Linked DNA regions of Mus musculus: all the other regions are linked to region 1. The links are chromatin loops, found by intact Hi-C in ENCODE. Cell type or tissue: left cerebral cortex. All regions are shown on one strand. Each heading gives the region's core, and the rest is flanking DNA. Links, peaks and the distances in the headings are about the cores only. Region 1 overlaps Ido2 (indoleamine 2,3-dioxygenase 2). Region 2 overlaps Adam18 (a disintegrin and metallopeptidase domain 18). Region 3 overlaps Tacc1 (transforming, acidic coiled-coil containing protein 1). Region 4 holds the start of Adam32 (a disintegrin and metallopeptidase domain 32). Region 5 overlaps Adam5 (a disintegrin and metallopeptidase domain 5).

Evidence for each region. Peaks named below come from ENCODE experiments on the same cell type or tissue, not always from the same donor. Only the 100,000 strongest peaks of a DNase experiment are listed, where the experiment ranks them.
Region 2: it touches region 1 in a loop (7-fold over the local background); 31 of 42 quality-filtered maps call a loop at or near these places.
Region 3: a loop joins it to region 1, with 4 times the contacts of the local background. A loop is called at or near these places in 7 of 42 quality-filtered maps.
Region 4: a loop joins it to region 1, with 3 times the contacts of the local background. A loop is called at or near these places in 10 of 42 quality-filtered maps.
Region 5: a loop joins it to region 1, with 5 times the contacts of the local background. A loop is called at or near these places in 21 of 42 quality-filtered maps.

The regions. Positions count from the first base shown.
Region 1 is chr8:24,552,432-24,557,431 of GRCm38, forward strand. Ido2 (indoleamine 2,3-dioxygenase 2) reads right to left here. Exons shown (of 10, transcript NM_145949.2): 3 at 1,290-1,409. Among named protein-coding and RNA genes, the nearest start is that of Ido2, 21 kb to the right of the region's middle. In left cerebral cortex, for the core only: a CTCF peak has its summit at 2,272 (motif pointing right); a DNase peak (open chromatin) is centred at 2,247; H3K4me3 peaks cover 692 bases; H3K27ac peaks cover 176 bases.
Region 2 is chr8:24,601,917-24,608,088 of GRCm38, forward strand. It overlaps Adam18 (a disintegrin and metallopeptidase domain 18), which reads right to left. Exons shown (of 20, transcript NM_010084.2): 20 at 330-469. Among named protein-coding and RNA genes, the nearest start is that of Ido1, 8.1 kb to the left of the region's middle. In left cerebral cortex, for the core only: a CTCF peak has its summit at 3,621 (motif pointing left); a DNase peak (open chromatin) is centred at 3,620.
Region 3 is chr8:25,148,487-25,154,658 of GRCm38, forward strand. Tacc1 (transforming, acidic coiled-coil containing protein 1) reads right to left here. Exons shown (of 13, transcript NM_177089.5): 13 at 6,066-6,172. Among named protein-coding and RNA genes, the nearest start is that of Mir8108, 7.7 kb to the right of the region's middle. In left cerebral cortex, for the core only: CTCF peaks have their summits at 2,139 (motif pointing left), 2,762 (motif pointing left) and 4,335; DNase peaks (open chromatin) are centred at 1,803, 2,061, 2,766 and 3,399.
Region 4 is chr8:24,945,317-24,951,488 of GRCm38, forward strand. Adam32 (a disintegrin and metallopeptidase domain 32) reads right to left here and starts at 3,488. Exons shown (of 22, transcript NM_153397.2): 1 at 3,404-3,488. The coding sequence starts at 3,479. It overlaps Adam9 (a disintegrin and metallopeptidase domain 9 (meltrin gamma)), which reads right to left. Exons shown (of 22, transcript NM_001270996.1): 22 at 4,295-5,694. The coding sequence ends at 5,601. In left cerebral cortex, for the core only: a CTCF peak has its summit at 3,025 (motif pointing left); DNase peaks (open chromatin) are centred at 3,040 and 3,622.
Region 5 is chr8:24,775,877-24,782,048 of GRCm38, forward strand. It overlaps Adam5 (a disintegrin and metallopeptidase domain 5), which reads right to left. Exons shown (of 21, transcript NM_007401.3): 16 at 5,690-5,906. Among named protein-coding and RNA genes, the nearest start is that of Adam5, 45 kb to the right of the region's middle. In left cerebral cortex, for the core only: a CTCF peak has its summit at 3,666 (motif pointing left); a DNase peak (open chromatin) is centred at 3,643.

The DNA of each region.
Region 1 (5,000 bases), core at 1-5,000:
GCATCCACAGAAGTCAGGGCTGGGGAGAATGGGAAGATGTGAGTCAGACACTTCCACTGGGAAGGTCAGGGAAGACTTCCAAAATGAGGGGTGATGAGCCTGGGATGGCCTTGGGGGCTGGACATTGCTTCCTCCTCTCTAACTCATAATTCAGGAGATTGGTTTAGGGGGCCTATGCAGCAGAACTCATCAGGAGGTTCTGTCACACTGGCCTGGGTTTTAAACTTTCCAACAGCAGACCCTAGACACTCGAGTCCTTTAGATGAGATACAATATGGTATCGTGTTAGAGTCTGAAGGAACAGGAGCTCTGTGCTGTCCTTGCTTCTTGGTCTCAAGTGTTTCTCTGTGGGTAAGATGAGCCCTTGAAGCACACCTCGGGCTTCTCACGCATTCTGGAATGATGTCAACACCTTGATTTCTGGGAAAGAGAAACTTAGGGGAAAGGAAGAGAAAACGGAGGTCCTGTTGAGTGATAAAGTATTCACTCGGCACACACAGGTCCTGGATTCCATCCCAACACTGACTGGGAGCATAACTGCACAGGGTGTCACGTGCCTGGAGTGACTGCAATGCCAGCATTTGGAAGGCCGGGGCAAGAAGATCACAGGTTGGAGAACAACTTGGACAAGAGAGCAGGTTCTAGACTGGTTTGGGGCTGCTTTGTAAGACCATGACTCAAAAGAAATATTAGTTTCCTCCAGGGGTAGAGAAGAAAGGGTTTGTGCTCTGAGGGACAGACTGAAACTAGAAAGTTATTGGAGGGAGTTAGACAAAGGGTTAATAAACTAAAGCAGCAATCAGCTGGGCAGAATAAGGAAATAAGGAAGTGTCCAAGTTGTACTGGAGAAGGATGGCTACTTCAGTGGACTCAGAAACTGGCTTTCCCAACTGTCCCCAGGCTGCTCTGGGACAAAGGCCTTGAGCTTGGGACAGATCCCCAGATGTCTGTACAATGGGGTAATTATGAAAGTCATAATAACCAATGTATTTAGAAGTATAAAATTCTGCAGGGTGTTTTCTGAGTCCTTGGGGCCTAAGGAAGCTCCTCACATATTATTGGAATGGCTGGAGTCTTTGAAAGTGGACATTAGTCTAAAAGAAAATCAGCTCCGTAGCAAAAGAAAAAAAAAAAGAAAAAGAAAAGAAAAGAAAAATGGAAAAAAAAAATCTAACCCTCTTTTCTTGCCTTCCGCTGATTTTTGGAAACTAGGCAACGGAACCTGGAGCTGGTGTCGTAATTCCAGGTGCAGGGACCTCAGCAGAGCCTGATTTCTCCTTGCTCCTCACCTTTTGGGGTTGGCCTTCCCCCTCCTGCCAGACGAATCCCATGGTGATAGCGGCCAGCGCCATGTGTGCCAGGCGCTGCTCACGGTAACTCTTTAGGAATCTGCAGTCCAGGAGAGGCATCTAGTCAAGAGATTAAAAGGATTAGCAGCTGAAAAAACAAAACAAAACAAAACAAAACAAAACAAAACAAAACAAAGCCAAAAAAAAAAAACAAAAAACAAAAAACAAAAACAAAAACCAAAAAACAAAAAACAACGGTGGAGGACCAGGACCAGGACCCGTGACTTGAGGGTCCCACAGCTATTGCAGCTATTAGCTTCATGCACACCCACTTAAACCAGCTCTTAGAGGAATGCAGTAGAGGAGGTGCCAGGTCCTGGGGTCCATGGCCTAGGATGTGCCCAGTTTGTGCCATACACTGGTCTCCATCTATTGCTTTGAGGATCACAGAGTAAGCATTGAGGGCGAGATAAGTTCTTCCCTCCAAGCCCGCACAGCAGCATTAATAGATATGTAATACCTGGAAGCCCTCAGCTTCTCGAACCCTGTAACTGTATTAAAATTTTGAACGCAGCGAGACCCAGTGAGGTTAGGGATGTAAAGTCCCCCACAAAAACCATGGATCGGCTGGATATAAAGCTTGCTCTGATGCTCAAACAACCACAGCCCAGCCAGATGAGGTGGCGGGGCTTTCCACCCAGCTCTGTCCCCACTTCATCCCCATTGGAAACCACAGCTCCTGGTGACACGGAAAGGGCCACCCTGAAAAACAGCATCAGTACACAATCCGACCACGCCAGCTTCCCTGTCCTGCCTGGCTGCCACCGGCTCATTGCTCATCTCTTCAGCTCTCGCCACCACTTCACTCCCTTTGCTCCGCAGGCTTGCCTCAGAGGGCATGCGCCACTTGTAAAACGCTGGGGACATTGGCTTCCTAGGGGCGGGCTGGGGTATGCAGAGCCCTTCCTCCTCCGGCCGCTAGGGGGAAGAGGATGACTTGAAATTTGAGGCTAAACACCCCTGCGGGAACCAAAGAGGAATTTTCGTCTCGGAGGTCACAGAATCAAGAAGGATTGAAGCAGTTCTGCGTGCGGATTGACCACAGCCCCGATCACGAGAATCATGCAATGAGTCACGGGTTTTCTTTGAAAATTTTCAGCAGCCACTTTTTTTTTTTTAAGGCAAACAAGAAGTAAAATTAGTTCTGATAATGTACTTTGTTGAGTCAACGTATAAAAGATATTTTAGCATGCAGTCAGTATAAAAATCTTTCAAAGTCTTCACAATCTAGGCTGTGTCTTCTCAGGCTTTGTCCTTGTCACCCCTCAGTTGTTGAAGAAGGCCACCTACAAGCCAGGACGCCTCGGTGTAAAGGAACGAGGTCCAGGGGATGATGACTGCTTTCTGGAGAGTCCCTGCACATTTCAGGATTGTTGGCCTCACCTCCTAAACATACCTGTGATTCAAAAGTGACTGTAGGGACTGAAAAGGAAATGATAGCTTTTTAGTCAATCCTTTTGCTTACTCAAACAGTCACAGATGGTCTGGGAGGACGACACACACCCGTCATCTCCCTGACATTATTTGATTGCGTATTTAACCTGGGAGAATTAACCTCGATACTCTCCTCTCAGAACTCAGGGAGCACGCAAGGCTTCTCTGAACCAGGCGAGCCCTCCTGCCAACTTCACTGGGGAGCTGAGTGTTTCTGACACACATCAGGTTCTTGTGGACATCACTTCTTGAACTTCTTGAAAAGTATAGTTTGACACGAAGGCGAATACATAGAAAACAGGACATTTGTTTTCATATAGAAGTCTTTATGAAGACTGATACCAGCACTCTGGAGGCGGAGATAGGAAGATGTCTAATTCAAAGCCATCCTGGGCTACATGTTAGGACTCTGTCAGATAGTAAATATGTCTATTTCTACCTCTATCATCTATAAATATTAAGCTCACATGCACATGTTGTTGAAGTAGAGGTTCAATAATTCTGCATATAGATACTGTCGCGAACTTCCTAATGCTCAGTAAACTACAGAGCAAAGATGTGTAGCGTGGCGGAAGGATACAGGCAGGTGCCTACGTGACCACTTAATATCTGTCCCTTTTCATTTATGTAACAGATATATTTGTGAATGGAGATTCATGGGCTTCTCCTTCTGCTCTCCTGTCTTCTGTTACATTGTATTTCTGTTACATTGTATTTACCGTTGCTATGAAAGTGGCTACAGCAAACAGCTTTGCATATTCATCTGCACTTTTTTTTGTATGAATGTTTCTGTGAGATGGCAGTTCACATGACAGACTAGTTGTAGCAAAGTGCATGCGCGTGCTTAGTATCCTCACCAATACTCTTCACTTGCTTGTCACCCAGAACCATCATAACTGCTTTGCCTCACTGCATGAGTTACTGGCTAGTAACTCATTCATCAGTGTAAAAGATGGTGGATGAAGACAGACACATGGGTTTGTGGGAGACCCTCTACTAACTAACCACCCGCCGTCCCCTCTGGTACACAACTAACATATTTGTGGGTTCTAGACATCAGTTAGATAGAGAGGAGCTTTCCCTTTGAGGACAAAACACCTTGTGACGAGTTTTGGGGGACAGTATGTATGTTCTTAAAACTCATAGCTTGACTCAGGGTAGTGTGTTCACTATAGGTTTTGTACATATATGTGTGTTTGTGTGGGGGGGCATGTGTGTGCATGTCTATATGCATGCATATATGTGATGGTATGTGAGTGTGTGTGTGCCATCTATGTGGTGATATGTGTGTACTATATGTTCCTATGTATGCATATGTGTGTGGTGATGTGTGTGTGTGCATGTGTGTACACATGTGTGTGGTGATATGAGTGTGTATGTGTGTGTCACATATGTGGTGATATATGTTTGTACATGTGTGAGCATATGCATACACACGTGTGTGGTGATGTGTGCATGTGTGTGTGTGTGTGTGTGTGTGTGTGTGTGTGTGTGTGTGTGTGTGTGTAGGCCATAGGTCACCATTAATTATTATCTTCTACTGTTTCCCATCTTTTTTCCCCTCGATGTTTTTGTTAGTGTAATGTGTCAACAGCGTGTACAAACTACCTTTGTGAGGCTTTGTGTGAGTTTTGTGCAACAATTAACTCCTTTAGTTGCACTTTCTTACATGGTCTTCAGCCTCAGTGGGGGGTTCAGAGGGGGGGTTATCTAGAGTATTACCAAGGCCAGCTGCCTGTCCTGATTTCTGAATATGCTATAAGGATCATTCAATGAATATTTTTAAAAATCAACTCATAATTGGACATTAAGCATCAGCAAAGAAGGTCCTGGAGGGTGGAGCGCCTTGCTTGAACATCTGACATCTTGTGGTGTGCTTGTGACAGATGAAGATGAGGAGGGGGAGGGTCCTTACAAAAGCCATTGATGCTCACAACCATTAAATGAGAACTTCATCCATTTCTCAAAGAAGGAAGCAAGATTCTGAGGCCAACTCTCCGTTTCACACTTACTATAAAATTCCTGAATGGAAGAATGTCTTCTGTGGGGGTCATATTTTTCTTATTCCTTTTGGAGGGAAATTGCTCGCTCTGTCACAGACGTGCGTCATATACTTAGGTGCATGCAGATTCTAATGTGGTGTCTATGGATTTCACTTCTTCTACATAGCCAAGACTGACTCTGAGTTTAAAAATCAGAAAGACATTTGATCTGACT
Region 2 (6,172 bases), core at 509-5,508, 50 kb after region 1:
CTCCCCCTTCTCTCGCTGCTCTTGTGGCTGCCTTCTCTTTCCCTTGTTCTAGAAGATCCCACTAAAGAGTTATTATCTTTGGACCCATGGCCACCTTTGGACTTAACCCATGCCCTTTCTCTCTTCCTATAGTACAAACTCTAATTGGTTTTCACTCCCAACTCTTCCCCCAACTTTGTCCCTCTTAAAAACATTAAACTGTTCCGGCCTGGATCTGTGGATCTAGGATTTTGCAGTAGGGAGGACTTGGGATGTTGCCACCAGCCACCCTGACCCACTCCATGTCACCTGCCATCCACGGCCTTGGAAGAGACACATAAGAGCCTCACTCGTGCATATATCAGTTTTATTTTCCAAAAGTCTGAGATTTAAAGTGTATCCACCGGTAACAGAGCGGTTAGAACACACACTTCCTCCTTGGGTCCATCAACTGCTAGCTTCCTTGGCCGATTTCTGGTGCAATGAATGGCTGGAACAAAGAGGAAAGGAAAGATTCACAACTGGGTCAGGAGCCAGGCCTGATGCTGGGTTCCCACCTAACACAAACATGAAAAATTAACCCCTGACCAACCAGCTTAATTCTAGGGAACTGTCCAAGAAGTGCAAAAGAGAGAGAGAGAACATGTACGTTTTTATCTAGTTATTTATTAGAATCTACATTTTGGGCAAACAGATTATGGCCAAGAGACAACAAGGACACATTTCTTTTTCTACGTTTGAATCTTTTCTTTTCTTTCTTTCTTCCTTTTGTTTGTTTGAAAGACTGGTGGATTTTATGAAGCTGCAACTTCTTGTTTCTGCCTCCATCTAAATCCTGGGGTTATAAGTGTGAACGTCCTGGTCTGCTCAGTTTAACTTTTACTTTCTTAGGGGTAAAGTCGTGGTTTAAGGAAACTAAGTGATGTGTGCGTGTGCCTGTGTATGTGTATGCGTGTGTGTGTGTGTGTGTGTGTGTGTGTGTGTGTGTGTATGTGTGTGTATGTGTGTGTGTATGTGTGTGTGTGTATGTGGGTGCATGTGTGTGTGTATGTGTGTGTATGCGCGCGTGTGTGTGTATGTGTGTGTGTATGCGTGTGTGTATGTATGTGTGTGTGTATGCGTGTGTGTATGTATGTGTGTGTGTGTATGTGTGTGTATGTGTGTGTATTAATATAGAGTCCACAAGTGAGAAGAGCACTGATCCTCCACCTGTGGGTCACGCCCCCTTCACAGGGGTTGCTTAAGACCATCAGAAAACACAGATATTTACACTACAATTCATGAAAGTAGCAAAAATTACATTTATGAAGTAGCAACAAAAATAATTTTATGATTAGGGATTACCACAACAAGAGGGACTGTACTCAAAGGGCCACAGCATTAGGAAGGTTGAGGAACAGAGGTTAGCAAGGAAAGAACTTCCATTCAGTAGCTCAGGTTGGAAGTTTGAGTTCCGACGACAGTTTCGAGTTTTCAATTGCTCCTTTCCAGAGAACGAGTTTTGCTGTGATCGTGACCAAAGTATAGGGTTGACTGTCTTCGCTGCTCTTGGGTGACAGTTGAGCTGTGTCCATCAGTTGCTTTGCTCTGTGCAGCTAGCACCGCTGTGTGTGTGTGAACAGCAGCTCCTGCCTCGCCAGAAGCCCATCAAATCAAGAAAAGACTCAGCGATGCCAGCATCGGGGACATGGAAACACTGACGTGGCACTTTGCAGCACCGGGGCGGCTCGCATGTAAAAAGCAAAGGAGCAGAAAGCAAGCTTACCAAGGGGCAGAGTCAACTGAGGTCCTCGGGTCCTGCTGCTAGGAAGGTGCAATGCGGGAGGGGCTTGAGCGTGGGTGTGGTGCGTGCTGTGGGGCTGTCCACCTTAAAACCGGGACCGTGGCCGTGGTTCAGTGAGCAACGTACTTGTAGTGCAAGCATGGGGAGGTGAGCCGAGCCCTCAGCAGCCACATAAGAATGCCCATATGTATGGTAGGAGCACCTGACATCTCAGTACTGGGATCTGTAGCCAGGAAGATCACTAGCATAGAGTGGCCAGCCGGTCTAAGTAAGTCACAAGAACCAGGTTCTATAAGAAACCCTGTCTGAGAAAATAAGACAGAGAATACTAGAAGGTACTTGATACAGACCTCAGCCTACACACACACACACACACACACACACACACACACACACACACACACACACATCACATATCATACACACACACACACATATATATACATACACAAACTCACACTCATACACACTCACTCAAAGTCACACACACACACACTCACACAAACTCAAACACAGACACACATACTCACTCTCACACAAACACACACTCACATAGTAACTCTCTCATAAACACGTGCATGCACACTCACAGAGACGCTCACACACACTCACACGCACAAACACAACAAACACACACTCACACACGTATACTCACTCTCTCACACACACTCACACACAGGTGCAAGCGCGCTCACACAGACTCACACACACAATCACGTGCACTGTGCTGTCTGGTTTTATGTCAACTTGACACAAGCTAATGGGGATGTCAATTGAGAAAATGCTCCCACCAAATTAGCTTCTGGACAAGCCCGTGATATATTTTCTAGATTAGTGATTGATGGTGCAGGGCCCAGTCCGCGGCCTCTGCTTCAGTTCCTGCCTCCAGGTTCCTGCCCTGCCCTCCCTCCATGATGCACTGTGATATGGAACTGTTAGCAAAAGCAAATCCTTCCTTCCCAAGTTGCCTATAGTGAAGTTGTTTTATCATAGCAATAGGAACATGCATACACACAAAAACAGAAACACACAGGCACATACACAGATACACACACATACATGAATACTCTCGTATACATATTTAATAATAGAATTAAACATTTCAACTTTGTACTTTGTAACTTCGCTGCATAAATTGTCCATCCACACTTTGTGTATGCAATATCTGCATACAAAAAATTAAAATATAGTATTTCTTAGCCTTGAGATGAAAGGATGGACCATGTAGAGACCGCCATATCCAGGGATCCACCCCATAATCAGCATCCAAACGCTGACACCATTGCATACACTAGCAAGATTTTATCGAAAGGACCCAGATGTAGCTGTCTCTTGTGAGACTATGCCGGGGCCTAGCAAACACAGAAGTGGATGCTCACAGTCAGCTAATGGATGGATCACAGGACTCCCAATGGAGGAGCTAGAGAATGTACCCAAGGAGCTAAAGGGATCTGCAACCCTATAGGTGGAACAACATTATGAACTAACCAGTACTCCGGAACTCTTGACTCTAGCTGCATATGTATCAAAAGATGGCCTAGTCGGCCATCACTGGAAAGAGAGGCCCATTGGACACGCAGACTTTATATGCCCCAGTACAGGGGAACGCCAGGGCCAAAAAGGGGGAGTGGGTGGGTAGGGGAGTGGGGGTGGGTGGGTATGGGGGACTTTTGGTATAGCATTGGAAATGTAAATGAGCTAAATACCTAATAAAAAATGGAAAAAAAATATAGTATTTCTTAGCCTTAAATAGAAACCAAAAGAGAAGCTTTGCTATCAAGGAATGGGACTCTGCCAGGCTAAGCCATAAATAAAGGTGCTTGGTTCTTTTTGTTACAATAAATGTACAGTGCCATCTTGTGGCCAATTCAAACAGTGCAATTGGACATTTTAAGTTGCTGAAGCTGATCAACAAAAGATGTAGGAAGGGTGATTTCACTGTGAACTACTGGACTAGTACTCAGGGGACTACTATGTGGCCAGGAACATCATGGATGTGTAGGATGTGCATTCCATGATGTGTGGCACCTTCATAGGGCTCTTCAGATCAACACATCTAACCCCCGGGTCGGAGAGGGGCGAGTCACAGGGGACTGGTTGCTCCAGCACCATATGCGGTTCCAGAGAGGGCCCGGGCAGGATTTTCTGCGGCACGTGAAAGAGTGGCAACGGAACCAACTGGTGGCTTTGGGAAAAACAGCCTCAAAAGGCAACACGTGCTATGACCCCAAACACTTTCCCCATAACTTGCCACCAACAGCTCCCCTAAATGCACAAGGGACACCTGGATTTCTGCAAACAGCGAGGAAGGCATCCAGGTCACTTAGCTTTTACGGGGCACAGTATTACTCCCTTCTGTGTTGGACTCTCGGGGAGCGAAGTCTAAAGTACGAACTGGATTCTGAGCTCATGTGGAGAGGGCCATCTCCCCTGTCTAATTTTTTAAAAAAGGATTTATTTTTATTAGTTTTTAAGTGCATGTGTGTATGCATGCATATGTGTGTGTTGTGCATATGTATGTATATGCATGTGTCTGTGTGTGTTTAGGTATGAGTACCTGAGTGCAGATGTCCACAGAAGCCAGAAACATCAAGTTCTCCAGAGTGGGAGTTACTGGCAGTTGTGAGCTACATGATATAGGTTGTCAGACTTTAATTTTGTCCTCTGTAACCACTAACCCATATCTCTAGCCTTGCTTTCTAACCTTTTGTCAGAACGGCCTGAAACCTTCTCTGAAGCAGCTTCCGCAACTTGCCAGCCTGTAGCCACTCTGACTCCAAATAGTCTTTTTCTCTCTACATCTGGGAAAAAGAAGGAACCCCACAGAGTGTTCTACATGAAGTTTGGGCTGAAAAGGATAGACCAGTATGCAATTACAATCAACCAGAGACCCTGCTGCTAAATGCTATGTTTGCCCTTTAGGCCAAGCAACAATTTCCGTTGCTGCCAAATTAATACAAACCACAAAAGAAGTCGTTCAGGGTTTCTGCTCACACTTCCTGTATCAGGATAGCTAAGACCCTAACTCAGTGCCCCTTTCTGCCAGTGGATTAATGGTTCAGGAAACACTCTCTTCTTGCTGAGTTTTCTCCCAATGCAACACTCACTTGCTATGATGTCATCACCCCATGCTTCTCCATGCAGAGGGAGAATACCCCAGGGTATAGCTGCCTGACCAGGGCTTGACAGACCAGCCCCTGCGTGGTCTCACAAGAAGTGCACTGGAAGTGTACAAATGTTCCGTTTTCTGCTGGGTCTCATCTTAGTGAGGATGCTGGGAATCAAGAGAGTCAGACCTACTGCTTTATCTGTCCCCCACACTACAGAAGCAAAGTCGATAGTTGGTCTGCACTTGTGCCATGGAGAACATAACACAGTCAAGGGGTTCGGGCTGTGCTACAGCGGGTACCTCATTTATTTGTCCTAGAAATGATCCTCAATCCACGGCCATTTCATTGGGTTAGGTTTCCACAGTGATCTCAATGCCTTAAGATAAGCATGGTACTGAGATGGATAGAATCCAACTGTCACTGGCTGCCTTCAGGTAACGCTGGGAAGGCCATCTCTTTCTCTTTATACCAGCAGTTCTCAACCTGGGGGGTCATGACCCCTTTCACAGGGATCCCATATTAGATATCCTGTGTATCGGGTATTTACATTATGATTCATAAACAGGTAGCAAAATTACAGTTATGAAGTAGCAACAAAAATAATTTTATGGCTGGGGCTCACCACAACATGAGGAACTGTGTTAAAGGGTCACCGCATTTAGGAAGGTTGAGGACCACAGCTCTACACAAAACAACGTTTGAAAAGAAGAGACTGTACACCTCTCCCTATTGCTATAAGAGAAGGAGCATGAAGCCAACGCAGACTAATGCACACTCAGTGTTATGATTCTCAGTGTGGGGAGGATGTGTTTATGATGCAATCAGATATTTGACGTGGATGTATGGTGTGCTTGCCCTATTCCTGTCAGTTCTGACCACTCGACATGAGACATACCCAGGCCCGTTTTCCTTGGCGAAACGATTCTGAACCCACAAGTTATCGGACCCACAAGTCTATTCTGCATCCGAGTCAAACACCGTTGGCTTTAGATTAACTCGTTTATGGTTTATTGACTTAGGTGTCACTAGAATTTGAACCAAGCATATAAAAAGGCAGCCCAGGGGGGAAAAGTATGAGACAGTCATCTAGGGCAGGTATGCAGGAGGAAGAGACGATGCTCAAACGGCACGTGCCGGATGCAGCTGATCTGGGTTCTGAGGAAAATTCAACCATGGAGGAGAATGAGTCTGATAAAGATGGTCATGTTAGGATGGGCCAGAAAAATGACAAGATCTTGTAAAAATGTACAAGATGTACAGATATACAAGGTAAATACATTGATTCTATCACATTCTTGTC
Region 3 (6,172 bases), core at 551-5,550, 600 kb after region 1:
GTGCATTCCATGGTCTTGAAGACCTTAGCCCCAGGTTGTCAACAAGTGCTCACATTCTCTCAGACACTAGGCCAGACTCAACGGCTGAGCCACACCCCACCCCAACCCCACGTGACCGATTTTGAAGTCCAATGAATACAGATATGTCAACTCTCTTTCATTGTCAACCACTGAAACTATTCTAGTGTGACTCTGAAATACAATATACCTTAGCCTGTAAAAGACCCATATTTGACATTTAAAAAAAGATTTATTTATTTTATGCATAGGAGCATACTGTCGCTATCTTCAGACACATCAGAAGAGGGCATTGGATCCCACTACAGATGGCTGTGAGCCACCATGTGGTTGGTGAGAATTGAACTCAGGGCCTTTGGAAGAGCAGTCAGTGCTCTTAACTGCTGAGCCATCTCTCCAGCCCCCATATTTGAAAATTTTTACTTTAACATCTGTTTTACAAACGGAAAGCAAGCTACAATAGAGCTTCCTCAGCCTAGCTGTGTGATACTAGTGACTGAGTTCTGATCACTACAGTGTCCCCCCTCCCCACAGTTCCCATCAGACGCTCTAAAAAATAATAAAATATTAACTTCTGCTTCAGTGCAGTTTTCAGAATCTTCCAGAAGTGAGACCTGGGTAGCAGGCGGTTCACAGAGTTCTGCTTTGTCACAGGTTGATGTTTGCGATAGTGAAACCGCCACTGTCAACTTGTGGAAATTCAGTATCGCCTAGGACACTGGTGAAACACACTTCCCACTCACTGTGAGTATGGGCGGTACAATCTAGTGGTCTGGGAAGGCAGAAAGGAACAAGAGTAAGGAGAGTGGCAGTCTATAGACACACCCCCGACTTCTGGGTGCGCCAAGGTGAGAGCCAAGCGGCTCCACCATGCCCTGCTTCTCTCAGAATGAATCCACTAACACCACATCAAAACAAACCCTTCTATTCCTATTTTAACTGAAGTCAGAAGACAATTGGTGGGAGTTGGTTCTCTCTCCACCCTGTGGACCAAACTCAGGTCCTCGGTCTTGGTGGGCGGTGCCTTCACTCATGGACCCATCTTGCCCATCCTTTTAAAGTTGTTTCTATTGGGGATCTTGTCATGGCATGGGCTAGTCACACTTTTCATATGGAGATTTAAAAAAAATAGTATTTGCAACTTAGGGTTATGAAAACACAGTCTACTATAAACTCTGTAGCATGACCTGGAAAATTGTCTGAGAAAAGGGGCAGGGGTTTAGGAGTGGGAGAGAGAGAGAGAGAGAGAGAGAGAGAGAGAGAGAGAGAGAGAGAGAGGGGCAGAGCTCTATCCCTCCTGTGGCAAAAAGAAAAAAAGAAGGAGAAAAGCAAGAAGCGGGAGAGGATAGAAGGAGGAGAGAGAAAAGAAGGGAGGAGTTGAGGGGCAACTACAGGAAGGGGAAAGATAGAAAAGGAGAGCAAAGAGGGAAAGATGGCACCTCCAGGGCTGCTGGTCCTGGAGGCCAAGCATGGAGACAAGGCTGCTGGACCCCAACCAGCCCGGGGCAGGAAGGGCTGGAAGCCAGGACTGATCAGATGCCTGGAGGACCTCAACAGCTTTTCTCTAAGTATAAAATAGTCCCACGGTTAAGGTGTTCAGAGAAGTTAGTGGCTATTTTAACAAATATTCCAACTGCCTAATTTTCTTACCAATCTCTATTTTTCTACCCACTTATGAGCCTGCTGTCCTGGGCTTGCTTCCCTGCCAGGACTCAACTTTCAATTTTCTCCCATTCTATATTTATCAGGCTAACACATGACTCTGTCATTTAGTCACTTAACTAACATATGCCTGAGGAGAGTGGCATTGATGGGTAGAGAAAATGACTCAGATCAAGTGAAGACTAGATAAAAGATGGCTTACCGCTTATAGAGATACTTAGAATTTGAACTGTGCAGAGAAAGTTGTTTTGAGAACCTGGAATCCAAGCGAATTGTTGGTTCCAAGAAATGTCTCATTTTTAACTTTGCAGCGCTGTGCATGGAACCCAGGCCTTACCCTTGCAAGTCACGCTATTCCCAGCTACACCTCAGCCCAGCATGTGGATTCCTTCAGCCACAAGGCAGGTTCCTTTTAGCTATGGCCCTAACCAGAAACAGGGCTCTGAGCCTAAGCGGGCTGCCCTCTGCTGCCACGGGAGGGGAAGAGCTTGGTTTATGCTGGTGTAAGGGAGGAAAGATTTTTTTGTTTTGTTTTGTTTTGTTTGTTTTGTTTTGTTTTCTCTTTTGTGGGCCTTTAAAGTTCTAAGGATGATTTCAAACTTCCTAGGCCTCCCTTCCTCATGGAATTAAAGACGACAATCTTGAACTTGGAGAGTTGGCAGAGTGGTTAAAAGCACTTGCTGCTCTTGCAAAGGACCTGCTTGGATCCTGGGTTCCACATGGTGACTCACAACCATCAATAACTTCAGTTCCAGAGGATCCAATGTCCGCTTCTGCCCTCCATGGGCACCAGGCATTCATATAATACACACACACACACACACACACACACACAGGCACGAGAGCACACATACACAGAAGCACACAATTAAAAAAAAAACCTCAACTGCAGCAATACACAAATCCACGTGTGACTGATACAAGCTGTGGACAGCACATACCCTCCAGATTTGCTTGCACACCAAATACTCACTGCAGCCCCTGTTAGCTTTTCATTCATAGCCTCCATAAACAGTTTTGAGCTGCAGTTTGAAAAACAGTAGGAAGCCTTTGGGAGTGAAGCCCTCTAGTGGTCATTGTGCATGTCTGCACCGAAACTGATGCCACATGGGAAACAGTTATCTGGTTGAAAATTGGCTGGGCATGGTGGCACACACCTTCAATCCAAGCACTCAGGTGGCAGGGGCTGGTGGGTCTTTTGAATTCAAGGCCAGCCTGGCCTACAGAGCAAGTTGTGGAATAGACAGGACTGTTAACCAGAGAAACCCTGTCTTGAAAAACCAAATAAATTTTTTTTTAAAAAATTAAAATAAAAATTCAGTTTCTGGGGGAATTCAAAATTGGTCATGCAAGACAAATGGAAAGGCCCTTCAACAAAATAGAAGGCGTGCTCTGTATCAGCTATCACAGTGGGGGGGGGGTTGTCTGGATATTAATTCTTTTTTTTTTGGATATTAATTCTTTAGCAAAATATTATTACCTCTGTCTATGCTAATTGTACCTACAAGAACTGACTTCCTGCCATTTCTGACGTGTAGAACAAAAACGCCTAACTCTACACAAAGTCTTTCAGCTGAGGATGTGTGATGTATTGCTGTCTTAAGACCTCTCCGTGCTGCTGAGATGTGGGAAGTGTAACTTGTTATACTCTGTTAGGCGTCTCTCAGGGAGACGGTCAGCATCTGCTGGAGCCATAGGAATGTTGGTAGACTTGGTTGGAATGACACTGGCTTCTGGAGAGAGAACTCAGGAGAATATAACCCTAGTTTCCTCTTCACTCGGGTATGTGTGGAGAGCTTTTGGGGCCGCTGGACAGGAATCTGATATCCGCCAAGGAGAAGGAAATGGGATTCAGGCAGGAATCTGACATTAGGCCATGACAAGGAAGTAAGCTGAGGTGAGAATCTAATTTTAGGCTAGAGCAGGGAAGTAGGCTTCAGGCAAGAGTCTGACTTTGGGCTAGGACAGAGAAGTAGGCTCAGCTCTCTTAGTCATCCTGAGAAGCCCTTAGAAACAGTCATCACGGTAGAGATCAGGGGCCTCTGTTTACTGCCTTGCTTGTTCCTTGACTACTTGTGTTTATCATACTGCTTGTTCCGTAACCTAGAACTGGCCTTATTATCTGCATGGAATTAAAAAGGTATAAAAGCAGTTTGGGGGGAAAATAAACCCGCCTCTGCCTCAGAACTGGTTGGGGTGGTGCTACAATGCTGTCTAATTGTCTTTTTGCTTCTTCAATCCTCACTCCTGCACTGGAGAACCTGTTGACGGACTGAGTCGCCTTGGTCAGGTAGGAAACTAAGGAAGATCTAAAGCACAGCAGGCTGGGGCTGGAGAGGCTCTGTTCTGTGTTTAAGACCACACCGGCTGCTCTTCTCTTCCAGAAGACCTGAGATGGACTCCTAGCACCTACACAGTGGCTCACAAGCACCTGTAACCAACACTCTCTTCTGGCTTCCAGGGGGCACCTGGCACACAGATGACAGACAGACAGACAGACACAGACACAAAACAACCTGGCTGACTCACTGTTCTATTGCTGAGACACCATGACCAAGACAACTCTTATAAGAGAAGCCATTTAGTTGAAGGCTTGTTCAGCATTTCAGAGGTTCAGTCCATTATCATGGAGGGAAGCATGGTGGTGACAGGCAGGCAGGCAGAGGTACTGCAGCACTGACCGAGAGCTTTACGCTCTGATCTCCAGGCACAAAGACCCTAGCTTGGCAGGGCCTTTTGAAACATCAAAGCCCACCTCCAGCGACACATTTCCTCAACAGGGCCACACCCACCTCTTAACCCTTCTAATCCTTTCAAATAGTTCCAGTCCCGGGTGACTTAAGCATTCAAATATTTGAGCCTATGGTGGTCATTCTTCTCACCACCACCACCACCACCTATCCCATGAGACAGGGTTTCTCTGTGTAGTCCTGGCTGTCCTGGAACTCACTCTGTAGACCAGGCTGGCCTTGAACTCAGAAATCCACCTGCCTCTGCCTTCCAAGTGCTGGGACTAAAGGCGTGCGACACTGCTGCCCAGCTATGGTGGTCATTCTTATTGAAACCACCACACACTCATGCACATAAAATAAGCAAAAACTTAAGACAGTACAGAGCATGATATCTAGCCTAGACTTGGAACTGGGTCTGGGATCGAAAGCCAGACTCTTCTGTCACCGTAATATGGGCTAGCAACGTCATGCTTCTGGACCATGTAAGCCAAAGGGAACATGCGCTTCCGGTGTGGCCGCTTTTAGTACACACATCTCAGGTGGGGTTTGTGATTTTAAGAGAAATTAGATAGAGCCTGTAATCCAACATGCAGGAGGCAGGATCACAGCTTCCAGGATGGTCGCAAGGAGTATCTTGCCTCATAGGCAATGCTTCTAAAAGAGAGTCTTGGGAACTCAAGAATCTCAGCTCCCTGCTAGTATTCTCTACCTAAACGAGGGGCCTATGTGCTCTCCCCAACCAAGGCTAAACTGTTGCCTCATCCTTCCATGCCAAAGACTTCTATCAGGCAAAGGGGCCTTCCTTTGAGACAGAGTTTCTCCATGTAGCCCTGAGTGTCCTTGAGCTTTGTATGTAGACCAGGCTGGGCTCAAACTCACGGAGATCCACCCGCTTCTAACTCCCAAGTGCTGGGACTGAAAGAGTGCACCACCACCATGCCTGGCTCCTACTTTTGACTAAAACAAAAAAAACAAGATGGTTTATCTAAGGCGGCAAATTTTCATCTTATCTCCCCAATAATGCTAAGAAAATGAGACCTGTTGTAGCTAGCATTTCCTCTACAGCCAGAACACACTGGTGAGAAGGACAAAGTGCCCTGCACTGCCCCAAAACCAGAACCACCACAGGCTGGCGAGTAGTATGCAGAGCCTCAAAATAAGCAGGGAAGGGAGTTCCTGATTCCTCTGCTATCCGCTCTTCTCTTCCAGTTTTACCCTGGCCCACCCCTAGATGGAGAGCCCGCCCAACTAGTGTGTGTAAAGTCCTTACTCAGACCTAGGAAACGCATGAAGCACCAGCTACTTTCTACCCAGCTCCTGCTCACCTGGGCCCTTCCGAAAGTTGGAGAGCTTGGAGCAGCTTTGCTTCTGCGGGTTTGAACAAAACGCCAGGGTGGACCGACTTCTGGCGAGACCACAGAGCACTCAGCAAAAGTTGTGTTGCACAGATGCCGTCATGGTGGTTTCTACAGCCGAGGTCGGAATTCCAGAGTTTGTTTTATTTTCAATTACATGCCCAATGAAATGCATGAAGCCCCGGAGAACGAGAGCAAGGAAATGCCACGCTTTCTGTATTCAGACAGAAATCCGGAGGCTTCAGTAAACAGTCATGGGTAAGAAAACTGACGGCCAGGGAAGACAACACACCCCGGATGCAACAGTGGTAAACGGTTTTTATTCAGGCAATGAAACATGGAAAAAATATATTAGTAATTATCATAATAATTTCTTTTGTGTGAGTATAACTTTTACAAATATTT
Region 4 (6,172 bases), core at 723-5,722, 390 kb after region 1:
ACCCAAATGCAAACTCTGGGGATTTTTAATAAAATGTGCTATACACATAGCATGTGGTCCATCCACATAGTAGAGTGTTCAACAGTGAACGAAATCATATTGACACACCACAGTGGAGCCATCTTGGCAGTGTGCCACACACCAGTGTTGGAGAAGCCCCTGCTTCAGGTTTACCAACAACAGGGGCTGAGGAGAGTCACACAGAGTCCTGTCACAGGCAGGAATCTCAAAAATCTAAGTACAGAGAGGAAGCAGAAACTAGGCTGGTGTGTCCTTCGGCTGCGGTGAGAGCAAGATAGGCAGATGTTTTGTCAGTATGTATAAAATGTTTAATTACCCTGGAGGAAGAATTTTAAGAAGTCTACTGTAACATTGCTGCTACAGTAAATAGCAACATATGTTCTCTAAAACATTTTTTAAAAACAGAATTAGAATTATTTTAATATAATAAAATAATAAAGAGTACAAAAGAAAACTTATACTCTCAAAGAGAAAGATAAAGCCAAGCGACTGAGAAGAAAGGGCAAAGGCTAAGAGGACAAATGTCCTTCATAAAGCAGATCTGGACTGGGGAGATGGCTCAGTGAAAACACCCATCATCCATTGCACAAGAATAAGGACCTGAGTTCTAATCTCCAGAAGCCAACTAAAGATGGGTATGGGAAGACACACCTGCAATTCCAGTGATCCTTCATAGACCAGATTTGGAGACGATCTCCAGAGGTCCCAGAGCCAGCTAGCCTGGCTTATGAAGAGTAAAAAACAGGGAACATCTTTAAATAAAATGGAAGGAAAGAACTGACATCTGAGGTTTCTGTCCTTTGATCATGCACACACTACACGCACATGCACACACTACACACACATGCACACATACACACACTGCATACATATACAGACTATACACACATATACACATACATATAATACACATACTATACACACACTATACACAAATGCACACTACACACACATGCACACATACACAATATACAAACATGCACACATATACTACACATACATGCATACACTAGACACATACATACACACACACACACCATACATATACACCCATATAAAAAGGTTAAAAATAAAGCACACTTGATAAAAGGTGATTACCTAAAACATACAAAGTTTTTTTTTAAATAGTGGCACACAATACAAATTTTAAAATTGAGGAATAACTTGAAAAAAGAAACTAAAGAGAAAGTAAGCCTATGAAAAGATTTCCACACAGAGCTGAAGAGATGGATGAATGTCAAAGGCTAGGCTCAGAGCCAAATGTCCAGATCTCAACAGCTTGTGCCGTTAGGAGATTGTAAATTAAAACAATGAGGCATCGCTGTGTCCTCTTATCATCGTAGTGACACCAGGTAGCCATTGAAGTCATGGAAACTGTGTTCACACACAACCTGAGCAAGCATGTGGATGGTGGCTGTCTTCACCACTATTAAAAAGGCCGTGTGGTGCATGATCCCAATTATACAACTGGAGAAAGCAGACCACAAATGGTAGTCATTTAGGGATGGTGGGGTGAGTGAGGGAGCACGGAGGATTCTCGGGTCAGTGAGACTACTCTGCATGGTACTGAAGGGATGGGCATCTCTGGGCAGAACACAGAACATACGGAACCCAAGTGCAATCGGGTCTATCCCTGGAACGGATGCATCTCTGCAACATCAGCTGTTGACCCTCATGGGAGGATAGAGAGCAGGCGCTATATACAAACACTGGTTACTGCTCAGTTTTGCTATGAATCTGAAACTACCTTGAAATGTGAACTCTGATGATTTTTCTTTCAAAAAAAAAAAAAAAGTTTGAGGAACTGGAGAAATGGCTTAGAGGTTAAGAGCATTGGCTGTTTGTTCTTCCAGAGGACCAGGGTTCAATTCCCAGTATCCACAGGGTGGCTCACTACTGCCTGTGACCCCAGTTCTAGAGAACCTTCTCTGATTCACCCTCTTTTGACCTCTAAGCACACCAGGCCCACAAGTGGTACACAGACTTGTAGGCAGGCAAAATACCCATATACGGAAAATAAAGTTTAAATTTTTAAAAAAATCTTTTAAAAGCTGTTGGCAATTTTTTGTATTTCCCACAGTTTTAAAAATTAAAGATAATAGATTAAAATATTAAAATATGCATACATAAAATAATCAAAATTCAATATTTATATCCAATTGAATTTCATGAAGTTTGCTGGTATATACATATCTATATCTATGTAGATATAGATATAGATATCGAGAGAGAGATTTAGTATATATTAAATAAAAAGGCAAGGGAGTTGGGGTGGACAGATTAGAGGGAGGAAATGGAAAAGAATTAGTGATATATTTTAATTAAAAATAAAGAATAGTAAAGCTTGCTGGTGTGTTTTTGTTTTGTTTTGTTTGTTGTTGTTTTGTTTTGTTTTTCGAGTCAGGGTTTCTCTGTATAGCCCTGGCTGTCCTGGAACTCACTTTGTAGACCAGGCAGACCTGGAACTCAGAAGTCCACCTGCCTCTGCCTCCCGAGTGCTGGGATTAAAGTCGTGCGCCACCACGCCCGGCGCTGGTGTGTTTCGGCGCTGGTATGTTTTTGAATTCTACGTTGCAACTATTCTTTTTCCGTTTGTCCAGTGTGAGTGTAGTAAGCAGAGAGCTCACAACTACTTGAAAAGGCTTCTAAAGTTCTCCTTCTTGCACTTCTACTCAAGCCTGCAGCACAAGACTGGAAGCAGTAGCTACACAACCTAGTTGTCCTTTATTGAAGCACAGGTTCAGGAGATCCACAAAATGCAAAGCGACGCCAACTTTCTACTCCCCCCCCCCCCCCAAGAACGGTTCTTAGTTTTGAAGCGTGTTAACACCTAAAGGATATGAGGCTGATATTTTAGATGTTGCTATACATTCTTTATTCTTTACTTCTAATAAACCAGGAAGAGAACACTCAGAGCCCCAACCATGCCTTCTTCACCTTTCAAAAGATGCATTCCACAGCTTCAACAAATTAGCAGACCTCAGAGCTAGAGGCAAGCGTTGGACTGGCACCTGCTGGACAGTTGGACTCACAACAGCTTGATCATTGCCTGTCAAGTAGCCGAGCCCTACTTGATTCCAAAACTTAAGCAAGATTCTGCCCCTTCCCAGCTTCCACGCACCGCTGCATTTTCTCTGAGCCTGGGGGTTTGTGGCTTAATGTCTTTTCTTTCCTATTTCTAGAAGAACTATTATTGCATGTACATCGTGTTAGTAAAGTTATCTTGTGGAAACTGGGTATTTGTTTTTTTAGTTTAAGTGGTTTCCAGAAGCTGTTGGGAAGTGTTCTTTTGGGGTCCATTTTTTGAGCTTTATGATGTGCACGACAGACCTACAAGAAAAGTGCCCCCAATCTCAGAGAACCCGCCTTGCGGAGCGCTCACCGGGTCCTGATGCCAGCAAGGCCCCCAGCTCGGCCAGCAGCAGCAGCAGCAGTGTGTGCAGCATGGCGCCCAGCATGGCGTCTCCTGGAGTACCTAGACAGTTGTAAAGCCGTTGCGCGGGGCTGTGGGGCACGTGCCAGGGGCCACCGTGGGCCACGTCCTTGGAGCGCCCTAACCCCCTACCCCGCCTCCATCCTCCCCCTCCACCACCTACCCCAGCTCTAACAGAGCCAGGCTGCTTCGCAATGAAACCCGCATGCGCAGTACTGGAGAGGCTGCGAGGGCGCTCAGGTCAAAAAAGTACACACATACGTTTATACTCTTTCTAAGGCTAAACTACGACTGCATTTTAAGATGCGTGGACAAATTTTTCAAGAAAGCCTAAACTGATTTTCTTCCTTGGGGTCTACATTTCCACAGGCACACTGCTCCCATGGACCGCCAGGCTTCCTTCCAACCTGGTTCTCCGTGGCACTTCAGTTAAAATTCATATACCTTCCTTTTTTAGGAGCTTACCAGAATGGTTAATTTATACAGCAATGGCAGATCCTTGACATAAGAACCTACATTTTAGCCTTTGTCCTAGCTGGAATGGCAGCGCCCTAGTCACATGCTTCTTAAGTCAAGAGTCCTGTCAGTAAACTACTTTCTCCTTAGTATTTCTGAGGGCTTGTGGCCTTCAACACCGCCATATTTCTCACTAGGGCTGGTTCACCAGTGTTAGTACACACCCAACTGCTAAAGTACTTGAGTATCCTGAAAAAAAAAAAAAAATGAACAGTCTATCTTTTAATGTGTTTTCCTTAAGTGCAGTCACATTTGCCAAAAGCCCTAACACTGAAATTAAGAAGAACCCAAATAGTTATGTATTTATAAAGAGGACGACAAAACAAGAATTTCAAGTATTTTATTTGTTGTAAATGTTTTTATTTTAATATGTATATATACACAAACAATATTATTTTAAAAAACTAATGAAATTCAGTTAATATACCTATTATTAAACTTCTTTATGAAAGATTATGAAAAAATTTAAATGTTTAAAATTTTAGTGTCAATATCATTCCTTTCAAAGTACAAATTCATTTTAATACAGCTGAGAGAGTAATCCCAGAGACCAGTATAATTCTGTAGTTATCTAAGGAAACCACTGCTTCCTTCCTTTCTCCAGCCTAATGTTTACGAAAATATTAGTCAAAAGAGACAGGACCCAGCACACCTTAGTAAATGTAAACATTCTAGAGGACTTCACATCAAGCTTTGAAATTCAGAGTTTAGAGTTAAAGTGCTCATGAATTCTCAAGTGGTTTGGTAACACCTCAACTGTTGGAAGTATTCTCCCTGCTCCTGTTCGATCGACACCTATCTGCTTGGGTATACTAAACACCTCGTACCATAGAGTGTGCACTTCAAACAAAACAACACTGCTGCAATGCTTTACCATGATGCATAAAGAAAATTGAGAGTTGAATCAGTTCCTGTCATAGTCATTACAGTTGAAAAGATATTTGAAAATGGAAGCCCATAACTGATTGTGTTAAATCGATTTCTATCATAATTGTTATAGTTGAAAGATCATAAAAAATGGAAGCCAATAACTGAGTACACACCATATTTCACACTTTCCAAGTATATCATGATCTAGTAATTGTGGTTCTTGTGTAAGCTCCTTCGAGATATCTGCTTCTTTGTGCATTAAGAGACATAAGTCCATATAAATGGCTGTTAATCCATGCAAGATGAAAATGCAGACGTTATTGGCAATTAGTCTTCCTAAGTTAATACATGTTCAAATGGTCAACCAGAAACTATTAATGGTAACTGGGGTCAAAAAGTCAGGATTACGTTTAGCGCATAGTGACAAAGCTTACACTAATACAGTTAATTTGAGAATCATTACAGTAACATGCTCAGAATAACTTAATCCACGTCAAGTGCATTAAATCCACAAATGGCCAGAGAAAACATTCTAACGATGGAAACGTTCACTTTACACCCCCCGGAGCGCCTGCACATTCCTGTGTTTCGCAATCCCCACTAGGCTCCTGTGTTAATAAAGCTTGTTTTGTGGTGGTTTGTGTTCATTCATGGTTGGAAGAGAAAGGCTTTTCAAGAAAACATCAGGAAAAAAAAAAACAACAAACATTTGCTCAGTTCCCTGAAGACATTTAAAAAATAAGATTCTAATATTCTACTATCAGGTGAGGGAGCTATATAAAGGAGGTGCAGGAGCGGGCCGAGCCGGAATCAAGTTTCCCTGAGAAGATATTTTCGGTTGTGGTGGAGGTGGCCTGTGAGGGGAAAAAAATAAGTTAGAGTGTGTGAACTGAATGGAATATGGCTGGATTCATGCCAAGCTTGGCACGACACCATCCTCAACCTCTCTGATGACAGCTAAGGGCTCTTTCTACTGTATGCTCTGAGATTACGGTCTATATGGAAGTCAATGGCTAAAAGGACTCAGTCATATCTGTGCATATGAAGACCAGAGGTCAAAGTTAGGTGTCTTCTTCAGTTGCTCTCACCCTTATTTTTGACTCTGACACCCACAGGTTGGCGTAGCAGGCTGGCAGTGAGCTTCTGAGCTCACTGTCTGTGCCCACTTCCCCAGTGCTGAGGTTGCAGGCACTGGATCCTACCAGACTTATGAGTGGATGCTAGGGATCTGAGCTTAGGTCCTTCCTGCCCACCTGGCAAAAACGTTACCTCCTGAGCTCTCTGCCAGCCTTTGTCACTACCTGATACTCACGTCACTCCATAAGCGATGAA
Region 5 (6,172 bases), core at 705-5,704, 220 kb after region 1:
GACCAATTTCCCTTATGAATATTGATGCAAAAATCCTCAGTAAAGTTCTCACTAACCAAATCCAAGAACACATCAAAACAATCATCCATCCTGACCAAGTAGGTTTATTCCAGGGATGCAGGGATGGTTTAATGTAGGAAATCTATCAACGTAATACACTATATAAACAAACTCAAAGAAAAAAACCACATGATCATCTCCTTAGATGCGGAGAAAGCATTGAACAAGATCCAACACCCATTCATGATAAAAGTCTTGGAAAGATCAGGAATTCAAGGCCCATATCTAAACATGATAAAAGCAATCTACAGCAAACCAGTAGCCAACATCAAAGTAAATGGTGAGAAGTTGGAAGCAATCCCACTAAAATCAGGGACTAGACAAGGCTGCCCACTTTCTCCCTACCTATTCATCATTGTGCTTGAAGTCATTGTCCTAGCCAGAGCAATTCGACAACAATAGGAGATCAAGGGGATACAAATTAGAAAGGAAGAAGTCAAAATATCACTTTTTGCAGATGATATGATAGTATATATAAATGACCCTAAAAATTCCACCAGAGAACTCCTAAACTTGATAAACAGCTTCAGTGAAGTGGCTGGATATAAAATTAACTCAAACAAGTCAATGGCCTTTCTCTACACATAGGATAAACAGGCTGAGAGAGAAATTAAGGAAATAACACTCTTCTCAATAGTCACAAATAATATAAAATACCTTGGCGTGACTCTAACTAAGGAAGTGGAAGATCTGTATGATGAAAACTTCAAGTCTCTGAAGAGAGAAATTAAAGAAGATCTCAGAAGATGGAAAGATCTCTCATGCTCATGGATGGGCAGGATCATTATAGTAAAAATGGCTATCTTGTCAAAAGTAATCTACAGATTCAATGCAATCCCCATCAAAATTCCAACTCAATTCTTCAACGAATTAGAAAGAACAATCTGCAAATTCATATGGAATAACAAAAAACCTAGGATACCAAAAACTCTCCTCAAGTATAAAAGAACCTCTGGTGAAATCACCATGCCTGACCTAAAGCTATAGTACAGAGCAATTGTGATAAAAACTGCATGGTACTGGTATAGTGATAGACAAGTAGACCAATGGAATAGAATTGAAGACCCAGAAATGAACCCCCACACCTATGGTCACTTGATCTTTGACAAGGGAGCTAAAACCATCCAGTGGAAAAAAGAAAGCATTTTCAACAAATGGTGCTGGCACACTGGTGGTTATCATGTAGAAGAATGCGAATTGATCCATTCCTATCTCCTTGTACTAAGGTCAAATCTATGTGGATCAAGGAACTCCACATAAAACCAGAGACACTGAAACTTATAGAGGAGAAAGTGGGGAAAAGCCTTGAAGAGATGGGCACAGGGGGAAAATTCCTGAATAAAACAGCAATGGCTTGTGCTGCAAGATCAAGAATTGACAAATGGGACCTCATGAAACTGCAAAGCTTCTGTAAGGCCAAAGACACCGTCAATAAGACAAAAAGGCCACTAACAGATTGGGAAAGGATCTTTACCTATCCTAAATCAGATAGGGGACTAATATCCAATAAATATAAAGAACTCAAGAAGGTGGACTCCAGAAAATCAAATAACCCCATTAAAAAATGGGGCTCAGAGCTAAACAAAGAATTCTCACTTGAGGAATACTGAATGGCTGAATAGCACCTGAAAAAAATGTTCAGCATCCTTAATCATCAGGGAAATGCAAATCAAAACAACCCTGAGATTCCATCTCACACCAGTCAGAATGGCTAAGATCAAAAATTCAGATGACAGCAGATGCTGGCGTGGATGTGGAGAAAGAGGAACACTCCTCCATTGTTGGTGGAATTGCAGGCTTGTACAAACACTCTAGAAATCAGTGTGGTGGTTCCTCAGAAAATTGGACATAGTACTACCAGAGGATCCCACAATATCTCTCCTGGGCATATATCCAGAAGATATTCCAACCGGTAAGAAGGACACATGCTCAACTATGTTCATAGCAGCCTTATTTATAATAGCCAGAAGCTGGAAAGAACCCAGATGCCCCTCAACAGATGAATGGATACAGAAAATGTGGTACATTTACACAATGAAGTACTACTCAGCTATTAAAAAGAATGAATTTATGAAATTCCTAGGTAAATGGATGGACATGGAGGGCGTCATCCTGTGTGAGGTAACCATCGCAAAAGAACTCACACAATATGTACTCACTGATAAGTGGATATTAGCCCAGAAACTTGGAATACCCAAGATATAAGATACAATTTGCAAAACACATGAAACTCAAGAAGTATGAAGACAAAAGTGTGGACACTTTGCTCCTTCTTAGAGCTGGGATTAAAACATCCATGGAAGGAGTTACAGAGACAAAGATTGGAGCTGAGATGAAAGGATGGACAATCTAGAGCCTGCCATACCCGGGAATCCATCCCATTATCAGCCCCCAAACGCTGACACCATTGCACACACTAGCAAGATTTTGCTGAAAGGTCCTTGATAAAGCTGTCTCTTGTGAGTCTTTGCCTGGGCCTAGCAAACACAGAAGTGGATGCTCTCAATCAGCTATTGGATGGATCACAGGGCCCCCAATGGAGGAGTTAGAGAAAGTACCCAAGGAGCTAAAGGGGTCTGCAACCCTATAGGTGGAACAACAATATGAACTAACCAGTACCCGCGCCCCCTCCCCCCACCCCGAGCTCGTGTCTCTAGCTGCATATGTATCAAAAGATGACCTAGTCGGCCATCAGTGGAAAGAGAGGCCCATTGGTTTTGCCAACTTTATATGCCTCAGTACAGGGGAAGGCCAGGGTCAAGAAGTGGGAGTCGGGTTTAGGGGAGTTGGGGGGAGGGTTTGGGGGACTTTTGCTGTAGCATTGGAAATATAAATGAAGAAAATACCTAATTTTAAAAAAGAAAACAAGAATACAAAAAAAAAAAACCCACAGAAATAAGAATGTAGGGACAACCTTTTGCCAGGCAAAATGGATAATGTAGTTAGAGTGGACCAACTTTTAAAAGCACAAAACCTGTTAAGAACTGTTATGTTTTGAATCCAAAGTGCTCCACATCAGCCTACATGTTGAAAGCTTAAGAGTCCAGGAGAAGAGTTCCGTCTTAGTTACCTTTCTATTGCTATGATAAAGCACAATAGGTAAGGCGACTTATACAACTAAAGCTTTGCTTGGTTGTTTAGTTGGTTGGTTGGTCGGTTGGTTGGTCAGTTTGGTTAGGTTAGGTTAGGTTAGGTTAGGTTAGGTTAGGTTAGGTTAGGTTTGGGGTTTGAGCTAAGAATTCTAGGATAAGAGTCCATCACCATCATGTTGGAAAGCATAGCAATAGGCAAAGATGGTGAATGGACTAAGCTGAGAGCCTACATCTTACACATCAAGCATGAAGCAGATAGAGCAAACCTGAGAACAATGTCTTTAAACTCTCACAGCCCACTATAAGTGACCTATTTCCTACAGTAAGGCCCTGCCTACTCAGCTTTCCCAGACACACAGCAGGGAACCAAGTTTTCAAATGCCTGAGACCGTGAAAGGACATTACATTCAAACCACTGCATGAACCAAACCTGTATTTACAGCAACAAATGAAGGGAAGGAAATGTTTCATTTAGTTATCAAGAAGAATTGAAGTGTGCCATCTGCTGGCAAATGGATGGAACTAAAAGTATCATCACAGCAAGGAAAAGAAACCCAAAACGTAACATCATACAATGTTTCTCTCATGTTCAGAATCTAGCTTTCGATTTACACAATATACTTGTATATGTATGCCTGTACACATGTATGTGTACATGCATGTGTGTGGTGGGGAAAATGAAAGTATTAAGAAAACTATAAAAGGAAAGAGATTGAAAGGTAAGGAACATTAGAGCAAGAGAGAGATATAAAGGCAGAAGGAGCTATCATTTGGAACAACATCACAAAAACACACTTATACAAATGCCACCATGGCATTCATTGCCTTATACACTAATTAAAAGTCCATCCGACATGCTACCAATACTCTAGACAGGTAACACACAAAGTATCTGAAAATCATGTGCCTCACAGGATATCAACTCTCAAAACAGAGACTCAGTAAGTTTAACAACAACCCTATTGTAAGTGGACCAATGAATTAAAATTATATTTTCCCAACTAAGATATACAAACATGCAATGAGCCCTGAAGAGAGGCACCATTGCGCCAATTATCCACTGAATACAAACCAAGACAGCACTGCACATCCGCTAGGATGCCTGCTATCAAAAAGTCAACCAGAGGAAGGCTTGCTGGTGGCACGAGAACCTGGAAACTATTGTCTACTGGTTTTGCTGGGACTAAGATACAAGACAAGTAATTTATAAAATAGCATTCCTCCTTCTGTCTCTTGTTCCCTCTCTCTTTTGTCGACCCTCCTTTCTCTCCTTGAATACGGATGCACTACGACCAGAGGCCTCGAGATACAGTGAATGCCATGGTGGTGTTTGTGTAAGTATGTGTTTGTGGGATTCTCCCAAATGGTGGCTCTTTCTGCCATGATGGATTGGATCCCTTCAAACACCTTTAATCCCATAACATTATTTACAGTAGCTAAAGCACCCAAGTACTGGTGAGATGATGAATAGATAGACAATATGTCTTGTATATATACAGTGAAACAGTACAGAGCCTTGAGAAAGATATAAATGCTAACTTCTTCTACACTGTGGATGGTCCCTAAGGATCTCCACTGGATGGGATAAATCAAACCGAAAATATGAGCCCACTTCTGTACCATGTCTATGGTGATAACAGGGGACCCCAGAAGCTGTAGAGGAGAATGAAGAGTTGCCTCATAGGTAGAGTTTCAACTCTACCAGATGAGAAGACTACAGTGTTGGGACACGATTTTGTGCACTGTGTGTTCAGATGCTGATTTCTGTGCCCAAACATCTGGTCACAGTCCAGACGCTGTTGTGGTCAGGCATCTCAGGGCATGATGTTATATAAAAATTATTTTCCATTACCTCTGATTATGGTTTATAAAGAGCTGATTAGCCAATTAACTGGGCAGAAGAGGATAGGGTGGGACTTTCAATTCTAGTCAGGGTGGCAAGAGGGTCCCAGAAAGAGACAGAAGAGGAGAGGAGAGAATGAGGTGTGGAGAGACCATTTGCATGAATCAGGAGAAGTTGCCATGAGAGACTGCTCGCTACGAGAGAGCAGCCATGAGGACACACATGGACCAGAGTGAGCCAGGGAAAGACTCAGATGCCAGTAAAGGACCATGTGAATGGGAAGGAGACAGCATAGAGGACTGGACTAGCTCAGAACCTGCCCAGCTTAGTGTGGGCAGCCTTTTAACAAAAGGACCAGGTCGCCGTTTTATTTATTCAAGAGCTCAAATGGGCTAGACAGAAGGTCACTTGGGAGCAAAAGGGGTGCAGAACCACATTCCACGCCCCATGTCCAGCCCCCAAGAATGACCTTTACACTGCAGAGGTGCACACTGTTATAGTGACTGTTCAACACAGGGAGAGAACTTGATACCACTAAAATACTCAGCTCTAGGTGATTAAGATAGGAATCTTTGTTATGAACATTTTACCACAGTGAAGAAATTGTAGAAATACAGTGCTTGATATAGTGTCAAAAATGAATATGAACAGCAAAAGGAAAGTAATTTGAAATTAATATAAAGTCTCAAATTACCATATCAGGGCCACAGATGGTGCCGTCGTTTACAAATGTCTCATCTCTGTCCGCTGGATTGGAATATGTCGTCTTTGTTGTCTTAGGTATCCTCCCACCTTTATACATAGCTACACACAAGTCATCCCGGATTTGCGCATAGGCCACAGATAAATTGGCTTTTAGCACCAGCTTCTTGAATGGCCACGTACAGATTAGTTTCCCACAGAGAGAATTTCTGGAAACACAATGGCAACGTTCTCTTAGCATTCATTTAGGTAAGTAGCTTATAATACAAGTTAGCAATTTAGGTTCCACATTAGGAAAACCACCAACTACAGTCCCACCTTCCCTAAACTTTGGATTTCTGTCTTCTCTCCCTACACAATGTGAAAATAAAATTTACTCTTCTATAACATAAATGTTCCATGTTAAAAAAAAATAATGTCTTCCTAATTTAAATCCAGGTTGAACACTTTTCTCCATAAAAATTTGCGTAACTTA